Linked DNA regions of Homo sapiens: region 1 is linked to region 2. The links are chromatin contacts, found by Hi-C or POLR2A ChIA-PET in ENCODE. All regions are on one chromosome and are shown on one strand. Each heading gives the region's core, a stretch centred on a gene start or an enhancer-like site at or near the end of the contact. The rest is flanking DNA. Distances are from core to core; before and after follow the strand shown.

Region 1 (5,709 bases), core at 2,896-5,395, 130 kb before region 2:
GAAGTTGGGGCTCATAGGAATCAGCCCTTCTCCAAACCACTGGCCTGCTGAGCATTCAGTTCTGCCACACCCACTCTGACTCCCATAAAACCCAGCGGCTCTGTTTCTCTGCCTCCTGATCTACTAGTCACACAGGAGATTGGAGTAAAACTGGTGGCTTTCCCATTCCCCAGGGGCTGAAAGGAGGAAGGAACAAATGAGATATAACCAAAAGACCATGAGGAACAGGAAACTCCCTCTGGCTTCCAGAAAGGAAAACTAAGAGGGGAATGAGGCACAGAGGCCGAGGCAGGAAGGCGTGAAAAGATGGAACAGGCGATTCCGGAGCTTAGTAGTAGGTGAGTAGGTGAGATGATCCAACTCCCTTGGGAAAACTGCTGGCATTCAGGTTCCAGGCAAGAACTAGGCCAGGGGAGACTGGGTGCGGTGGCTCACGCCTGTAATCCCAGCACTTTGGGAGGCCGAGGCAGGTGGATCACTCGAGGACAGGAGTTCGAGACCAGCCTGGGCAACATGGTGAAACCCCATCTCTACTAAAAATACAAAAATTAGCCGGGTGTGGTGGCACACGCCTGTAATCCCAGCTACTCAGGAGGCTGAGGCAGGAGAATCGCTTGAACCCAGGAGGTGGAGGTTGCAGTGAACTGAGATCGCACCACTGCACTCTAGCCTTGGCAACTGAGAGAGACTCTGTCTCAAAAAAATAAAAAAAATAAGCTGGGCATGGTGGTGTATGCCTGTAATCCCAGCTACTTGGGAGGCTGAGGCACAAGAATCACTTGAGCCCGGGAGGCAGAGGTTGCAGTGAGCTGAGATTATGCCAATGCACTCCAGGCTGGGAGACAGAGTGAGAATTTGTCTCAAAAAAAAAAAAAAAAAAAAAAGAAAGAAAGAAAAGAAAGCTTGGAGCTGGGAGAGGCAGAAATCCTTGCTGTTCGAAGGCCAACACATTCATTTTAAAGCTCCTTCCCTTACCTCCCCAGAGGATTCTCCATACTGAACCTCACTGTCTTCCCTCCCATCTTCCCCTACTCCTCCTAGCAGCGAGCAATCCCATTTTAACTGCTTTCACCTGAGCACTTCAGAACTCAGAAGGATACATTCTGCACATTTCTAAGATCCTGGAACCTAATGCAAGTTCTTATGGCCCAGGGACTTTTCTCCCATGCCCACGCTTAACCTCTCAACCTTTAATTTTAGAAGGGGATTCTATTTCACAAGCTACTATCAGTGTAAAGGAGCTCCAGGTAAAGAAGGAGGTCTACACTTAGCTCATAGTCCTGTCTACACTGACCAGTGCTCTCAGGGAGATCCCAGCAATAGCAACAACTACCAAAAACCTTCCAACCTTACTGGCTCCGGCTCACCCACAGGAAAGGAATCCCTCAGGTCAAAGCCACAAGAGGCTGCCTCGTTAAACTCTTTCCTCCCTAGATCTAGACTTCTTTCCTGTCATCCTGAACCTGAACCTCCGCAGTCTACCAAGTCCCTGCCAAAATGAGGGCGGAGATAGAACAGCCCTCAACAGATGGTAGAAAGCATCAGCCGGGCTTTGGATTCAAAGGGTGGCAAAACAGGCTGAGTCTCCATGGTGATGGGCTTAATGGGAGAAAAACATTATTTGTTTTGCCACCCAGGGTGAAAATGGGAAAAAGGAAGAGATCAAACCCTCTTCAGTGGGGTAGGAGCAACCAGGAACACTTGAAATAAGGAGGAAGAGGCTAGAGAAAGGACTGGTTGGTGAACTCCTGGTATATTGTGGGAAATTTTAAGACAGAAAGAACAAGGATGAGGCTGGCCAGGAGGAAGACATACAAAAAAAGGACTCAGTGGCAGGGCTGCTGAACCTCCATGGCTGGGGGCGTCACTTAGCCCGTTTCCTGCCCAGAAGCAACAGCGCCTGCTCCCCAGCCCTAAAATGCCTCCAAGCCCCTCTGACTTTCCCCACCCTCCATTGCTAAGCATCCTCTGCCCCAGCAAGTACCCACCAGGCTCCTCCTTGGGGAGCTCAGCCTGCAGCTCTGGCTCACTGACAGCCGGGGCATTCCCCTGCTCCTGTGTGGCCACAGCAGCCCGAGTGGCCCGCCCTGACCAGCTTGCCTGGGAGCTTCCTCGGCCACTCAATCGCTGCTTCTTCTCAGCTTTGCTGGACATCGTGCAGGCAAAACCTACAGGTATACAGGAGTGGAGAGTCTACAAGCAGATACCACCCCTGAACCAGCCCCCTGATACAAGCAGTCCCTTTTGAATTCATAAATTGACTGAAACTCAATATGATCATCTTTTCTGGTGGTACCCACACCCTGCTCCATTAACCACAAGGGCTCTGTACTCCACAGGGGCCTGGGAGGCCTTGCTGTTTTTCCCTAGGATATCCTACTGTCTTCGGGGCACTGGGCTAAAAATCAAAGTCAGTCCCTCAAGGCACTAGGAACAAATGGGAGTTAAAGATGATGGCCAGGCTGGGTGCGGTGGCTCATGCTTGTAATCCCAGCATTTTGGGAGGCCGAGCCGGGTGGATCACCTGAGGTCAGGAGTTCGAGACCAGCCTGGCCAACATGGCAAAACCCCGTCTCTACTAAAAATACAAAAAATTAGCCAGGAGTGGTGGTGCGTGCCTGTAATTCCAGCTACTCGGGAGGCTGAGGCAGGAGAATCTCTTGAACCCGAGAGGTAGAGGCTGCAGTGAGCCAAGATCATGCTACTATACTCCAGCCTGGCTGACAGAGTGAGACTCTATCTCAAAAAAAAAAAAAAAAAAGATGGCCAGACACCCCACTAATGAGGATTTAGAACCTCTATCTCTGCCCCGGGGTATGAGAACATAAGATAATCAGGAAAAGATCTATCAAGCTGAAGTGTGGTTGCCCAAACCCTCATCCACTCTACCCTCCAGGACCATGAGTGAGTGAGAGAGGATCAAGGAAGGGGTGCACATCCCCCATCCTTTGTCACTGTTCAATCATTCAAGCAAACCAAGATGATTTTCCTATGTACCTCTTTTCCTCCCAAGTTAAATGGAAATATGCTCCTCCCAATCCCACTAAAATCTGCAACATCTGTAAACAGAGAAAAACAGTATTTGCCACCTGGGTCTATCGCTTTGAAGTCCTGAGGGGCAGGAACACTGTTTTGTGTGTACTGAGGTCTCTTAGCAGAGTTGGCTGAGGAACTCTGTGCTAATGGTTAAGATCAGTCAGGATCATTTATTTGACTCAAAATGCCCTGAGAACAGATTGGAAGAAAGAAGGACAAAAGTCATCCAATCATAAATTTCAAATTGTGTCATGAGGAAAAAGCAATTGGGGCACGAGGAAGGTCACAGTGGTGCCTCTCTCAGAAAGGTAGGATGGCAGGAAGCGGGGATCTCGGACAGGTGCTCAGAATCCCAGGCGCAAAGTCTGAGGCGCTGGGCACTCTCTTTTCATTAGGCTGCAGCCTAACGGCACCTGTGGCTCTCCTTCCTCATCCCCACAGGCTGCCACAGGCATTGATCTCAGGTTATGAATTTCAAACTTGAAGGATTTGTACTTTGCTCCAAGGAAAAACGTTCTGTTAGGCCAGCAAATCAATAAAACCAACTACAGCAAGGAGGCTTCCTCCATCAGTCTCCAGAGAAGCATCAAGCTGCGCTTTCCTGCCTCAAACTAGAGCCTGAGGCGCATGCACCGTGGGGTTCACCACGCGATCCCACACCGCAGGCCCCAGGAGGAACTGCTCTGCTAAGTCGGGGCTCACTCTAGTACTAGGAAATACCGCAGGGGCCAGCAGTATTTATCCTGCAGTATAAATCCAGCAGTATTTATCCAGCAGTATTTATACCAGCAGCTGGTATCCTTAAACTGGTTACCAGCAGGCAAATTTCCCCTCAGAATGGCTCTTCCCCCCCAGCTGTCACAACTGCCCCTTCTCCTCCCCCTCCCCCACACAAATATTCCTTGCTCCCTCTCCCTCCACAACTGCCTCTTCTCCCCAACAACTGTCCCTTCCTACCCCGACACTACTGCCCCTTCTCCCCAGCACTCCTTCCCTCCTTCCCTCTGCCCCCGACACACACCTTGCCACGCTGACCCTCCCCTCCCTAGACCGACCGATGGGCCACTCTAAGAAGTTGCCCCTCGCAGCCCTCTCGGGCCGGCGTCTGCACGCGTCCCCATGGCAACCCCGGGCAGGGAGGGGCGAGTGGCCGGTGTGCGGCCCCTCGGAGCCCGCCTCCTCCGCGCAGGCGCCCTGGATCCCTGCTTCGCGGCCCCACCCCGCCCAGGTCTACCCCTCAGGGACCCAGGGCTTGAAGGCTCCGGGACTAAAGGAAAGTAGCCACATCTGGCGAGCCGAAGGGTGCGGGGGGCCTGGTGTCAGGACCCAGCTGGAAGGGCTGGGGCGAGAGACAGTGAGCCACCGCCCCGCAGGACATTGAAAAGGCAGGGAGAACCCAATCGCCCGACCCCGCGCCCAGGTCTGTGCGCCCCAGCCGGAACGGGTCCAGCAGATGGCGCCGGGCGCCAGGCCGGCGAGGGATATTCGCGATGTAGAAGGCGTTCCAGGATTTCCAGGCAGCCGTGGGTGCAGCTGGATCCGGGGGAAAAACCGGGCCTGGAGCACCCTTGCCCTCCTGCTCCTTCCCCCTTCTTAGTTCGGATTGGGGTCTAGGATTGCGGGGGGGCGGCGCGGGGCGGGGAAAGGGAGGGAAGACGGGAACTGGAGTTTTGGGAATCTGAGGATTGGCTTTCGAAGGCATCGCTGGTTTTTGGGGGGGATGAGAGGCGGGGACTCCCTGGGGAAGGTGACCGGGCCTGGGAGGGGCTTCGCTCTCCATAGGAACAAAGGCTGCGTCGTGAGAGAGGAGGCGAGAGGGGAGGGCTATGAGGGCCGGGGTACATCTCCGAGGGTGCCAGGGGGCGCTGCGGGCCGGGGCTGCTAGAAGGCGCCTGGAAGACCGCTGTACCTGGTGCCGGGAGGAGCTTTGGGGAGACCTGGGAAATACAGGGAGGAAGCCGAGTGGGGGGATGGGAAGGCGCCCTCCCTGTTTCCATCAATAGTGCCTAATTAAGACAAAGCCAGCAGCGAGCCCACTGATTACATTTCCATGAGGAGCGAAATTTATGACATTTTCTTTGCTGGATGAGGAGAAGAGAAGCTGGCACCTCAGTTCCCCCATTTTCTGTTTGGCGTTCACACCTAACAGATCTCATTATGCCAGCCTGGCACTACCAGGAGTGGCAGTCCCTGGTACTCCTGAAGAGCAAGTGGATTAACCACACCCTATCCCAGCGCTGACCTCACCCTCCCACCTACCGTATCTTTATTCCCAGAAGTGTCAACCCTTTCCCTCCCCCCGACCCCCAATAATTCCTCCTGCCCAGCCAGACTCCTGTTGCTGACAGCAGGAATGGAAGGAGAGGAGTACCGCCCACCCCAAAACCAGCTGCACAGCTAGCACAGCTAAGATGGAACGTGGAGGTGTTCCTCTAGCCAGATAGGCCATGGGTGGCAGACAGAGGTGATGTGGTTGGCCAGAACCCCTAGGGAAAAGTCCCAAAGGAGTGAAAATTTGCTGGAGGCGTGGGGTGGGGAGCCTCAGGGGCAAGGTTCATGGGTCCCTCGGGGAAAGGAACTTTGCACAGACCCCATTTCTTTTCTTAAACCCCCCTCCCCAACTGTGGCTGTGCCTACGGATCCCAGCCCCCCACATTATGCTAAATAGGTAAT
Region 2 (3,998 bases), core at 184-2,683:
TGGTGGGGGGTGCTCCTCGACCCACCCAGATTTGACCGTTCAGGGGGCCTCCCCTGCTATCCCTCCTCCCATCCTGTACCCCCCATTTCTGGGGCCTCATCACTGTGGAAGACGGGGATAGTAAGAGATAAGTGGGTGGGAGGCACGGGGAAGGTTTTGGAGTAGAACCAGGGGTGTGTATGAAGGGGGGTGACAAGGTCCCCCTGGGGAGGGGACCAACCTTGTCTGGTGGATGAGAAGGCGTATTTATTTTTCACTGTACAGTATTTAAAAAGAGAATAAAAAAATCCAAATGGCTGTCTGGCTCCTGTGCCTTCTTTGTCCCCAGTTTGGTCCATTTGTTTCTCTAGGACTGACCTGCCCTGGCCCCTGGCTCTTGTTTTCTGTTCCTCCACATCTGACTTCTCTTCATTGTCTCTTGTCCCAAAGATGGTCTTACTTCTGGGAATTCCTGACATTCCTAAACTCCCCAGGCCCAGGTTCTCCCTCCTGGTTCAGAGGAGGGGGGCTTGTGCCTTGTTGCTTCTCCCCTCCCCCAAGTTTGCTGGTAGAGGGAGTTGGGCCACTCCTATACCCTGAGTCACAGCACAGGCTAGGCAGGGCTGCTCAGAGCTGGAGCTGTTCCTGTAGAAGCTGAGAGCCAAGGCAGGCTGCTTAATCCGATTACCTGAGGCCTGGGGCTTGGGCTGGGCCGTTGGGCAGAGTGGGGAGCAGGGTTCCCTCACAGCAGCCTCTGGAGCCCGGGGTCCGGCCTTCTTGGTGGTGTTCTGTTCTGGCTCCAGGCTTTTTCTCCGGCATGCGCATCACAGACCTCTTAACTTGGGGAGTTGTCCTGGGTTTCCTGGCTCCCCCCTCATGACTTGGACGACTGAAGCTAAAACTTGCCATAATTCAATAGCAGTGGAGAAATATAGGTTTAGGGACTGGAGTTGGGAGGGCTTAAGTTTTCTCACTTGGGAAAGGGGTTGAATCACGGCCCAAGCACCTGCTGGAATGACTCAGGAAACAAAAATGGTCTCCCTCCTCGGCCTTTCTTGCCCCAGGGGCAGTTCTGGGATTTGAGGAGCAACAGGCACCAGGAAAGGGGTTGGGGTGGTGGTCCGGGATGCTCCCAAGCTCCTCTCAGCACAACTCGGGCCCTGAGGGCACTTCATCCCCCTGTGTTTGATCCCATTGTGGAAAGAATTGGCTTTAAATTGCCTGTGCTTCAGGGAGGGGAGGCAATCAGCAACGGGCTGGAAGGCCTGACATCAGGTCTTGGGTGGGGGGGGCGGGGGGCGTGGCACCCTGAGGGTGTTGGGGGCTGGGACAAACAGGACACCTGGGTTTACCTACGGGCTGAGGATGTTGGCGCCCTTAAGGAGGTGCAGTCTTATGGGAGGGACAGGGGCGGAGTCAGTCTTTAAAAGCTGTTCCCAGGTCTGGCCCGCCTGCCACAAACGCTGAGCCCAGGTGGGAGAGGTCTGGCCTATCCGCGCCTGGCAGCTGTCGGAACTCCGGAGACCACAAAGGGGTTTATGGTTTACCCCCTCCACGGAAGGTCGGTCTGATCGCAGCTGCGGGTCGGGGAGAGGGACCGGGGGTCCCCCAGTCAGTAGGCCTCAGAACACCTCTTCAGTGCCGGGGCACCAGACAGCGGATTTTGCATTCGACTCTCCCCAAAGTGTGCCGAACAGGTTGGAAGCAAAGGCTCCGGTTTAAGCTCTGGGCTTGGGGATAAAATACACTTTTTAAGGACCCAAGTTCCTCGGCAACGACTCCAGACTGGGAAGACCTTTCCATTTTCAGGATCGACGCTTCACGTTGAGGGGAGGGCATTCAGGACGCCCTCTTAAGGCTTCTCCCAACCCATGGCGCTACCAGGCTCCTCACAGGACCAGGCCTGGAGCCTGGAGCCTCCGGCTGCCACGGCTGCTGCCTCCTCATCTTCGGGACCCCAGGAGCGGGAGGGCGCTGGGAGCCCCGCGGCCCCCGGGACGCTGCCCCTGGAGAAGGTGAAGCGGCCGATGAACGCGTTCATGGTGTGGAGCTCCGCTCAGCGCCGCCAGATGGCGCAGCAGAACCCCAAGATGCACAACTCCGAGATCTCCAAGCGCCTGGGCGCGCAGTGGAAGCTGCTGGACGAGGACGAGAAGCGGCCCTTCGTGGAGGAGGCCAAGCGGCTCCGCGCCCGACACCTGCGCGACTACCCCGACTACAAGTACCGGCCTCGGCGCAAGGCCAAGAGCTCGGGCGCCGGACCTTCCCGCTGCGGACAGGGAAGAGGCAACCTGGCCAGCGGCGGCCCGCTCTGGGGGCCGGGGTACGCGACCACCCAACCGAGCAGAGGCTTTGGGTACAGACCCCCCAGCTACTCGACAGCCTACCTGCCTGGCAGCTATGGGTGAGTGCCTGGGAAGCGGGCCGAAGACGGAGGCCCATGCGCCCCTCTTCTGGAGCCTTGGTGGGGGCGGATGCCGGAGGACGGGAGCCCACCCAAGCAGAGGCCACTCGCGGCCAAGGTGTGGCGGGCGCAGGCCCAGTACCTCCGGGGCCTGTGTAGGGTGGGGCGGATCAGGGTTCTCCCAGAGGGCGTTTCCATCTCAGTCTGAAGGTGGTGGGCCCTGTAGGGTCAGGTGACTGACCCCTGGATGCGACTGTGTCCTAGTTAGATGCCCCGTTTCCCCCCTGCTTCTGGCCTGTGTGTGACCCAGCTTCCTCTCCCAGCCCCCAGGGCAAGGAGAGGCCGAGCTCATTCTGCCCTTTCCTGGCCTGACTCCCCAAGAGGAAAACAGCCGTGCAGCACGCAAGCCCGCTCCCGAGCGTGCCCCAACAGGGCCGCGGGCTCTCCATCCCGGGGTCGGCTTCCATGCCTGCTGCGCCCAGCGGGCTGGGTAGCCAGGGCTGGGTGGGTGGCACGCTCTACCCTGTCTGCCCAGAACTGGCCAGACTCACCTCCAACCCAGGGAAGTGCCCTCTAACCTCTTGTTTCTCTCTGCAGCTCTTCCCACTGCAAACTGGAAGCCCCCTCACCGTGCTCCCTCCCTCAGAGTGACCCTAGGCTCCAGGGGGAACTGCTGCCCACCTATACCCACTACCTGCCCCCTGGCTCTCCCACTCCATACAACCCTCCCCTTGCTGGTGCCCCCATGCCCCTAACCCACCTCTAACCCTCATGGACGCAGACCTCACGGGACGGGCCTCATCCTCCTTTTTTAATCCAGCAGCATCCCCTACCCCAGGCTGTCAACCCTTTCTCCTGTTGGACTACAGTTCAGAGGCAGCCTGCAGTCCTCCCATGATAGCCAGGGAGAGCCGCACAACATACAATTATATTTTTGGTAGTATTAAACAGTTTTGTATTATTCAACTGAGTCTCCAGTCTTTATTGTCCCATCTGTTCCCCTCACTGCAGCAGGAACCAGCCCCATCTCCACTCCCTTCCGCCTAGACCTGCCAGAGCAGGAACCTCCTCACCCCACCCTGGGGCCCTGCCTGAGTCATTCTCCGTCCCCCTTCCCCCACCCCAGCACTGGGGTCCGGGAGACAGTCCCAGCCGGGCTGAGGGAGGGAGGCAGCCACAGCCTCCCAGTCCCTCCACTCTGCCGTCCAGACTCAGTCTTCCAGGGCCAGAAGGGAAGCAGGGAGGCTGGAGGACAGGGTAAAACATTTGCCCAGGATAGTGTTACACAGCTGGAAATTGCTGCTAGAGGAGGAGGCTTGGCTGAATGACTGAATTAATAGTACATGTACAGGGCTTACGAAAGCACTCAAATGTCAAAATTTTGGCTTGGGAGACTCTACCCCCATCCTCTCCTTTTCTAAGGATCTGGATCCATCAACCATTTGTTTCCACTAAAAGAAAACCCTGGCTCAGAAAGTCTGCAAGTGCAGAGGAATGGAGGATGAGTAAGTCACACCAGCAGGCTGGCTCAGATGGGGAGAACCCTGAGGTTGGGTGAATGAGTGGAAACGGAATGACTCCAGTAGCTGGCTCTACTGCGCCTTTTTCTGCTTGT

What was found. A loop is a pair of places that touch in the nucleus more often than their neighbours do. ChIA-PET counts read pairs that join two places held with the same protein, here RNA polymerase II (POLR2A). Pooled maps may share reads with other maps.
Region 1: a map of PC-9 shows a loop between it and region 2 (14-fold over the local background). The contact joins the promoter of DNAH2 here to the promoter of SOX15 in region 2. A Hi-C loop is called at or near these places in 1 of 168 maps with a recorded cell type or tissue (PC-9) and 5 of 50 pooled maps. POLR2A ChIA-PET finds 5 or more read pairs at or near these places in 12 of 52 experiments (A549, Caco-2, H1 and 7 more).

Annotation. Positions count from the first base shown.
Region 1 is chr17:7,716,180-7,721,888 of GRCh38, reverse strand. DNAH2 (dynein axonemal heavy chain 2) reads right to left here and starts at 4,145. Exons shown (of 86, transcript NM_020877.5): 1 at 3,090-4,145; 2 at 1,989-2,168. The coding sequence starts at 2,154.
Region 2 is chr17:7,587,529-7,591,526 of GRCh38, reverse strand. It overlaps SOX15 (SRY-box transcription factor 15), which reads left to right and starts at 1,433. Exons shown (of 2, transcript NM_006942.2): 1 at 1,433-2,383; 2 at 2,981-3,349. The coding sequence starts at 1,851. The coding sequence ends at 3,149. It overlaps FXR2 (FMR1 autosomal homolog 2), which reads left to right. Exons shown (of 17, transcript NM_004860.4): 17 at 1-297. It overlaps MPDU1 (mannose-P-dolichol utilization defect 1), which reads right to left. Exons shown (of 7, transcript NM_004870.4): 7 at 3,315-3,998. The coding sequence ends at 3,976. RefSeq lists an enhancer at 1,715-2,289.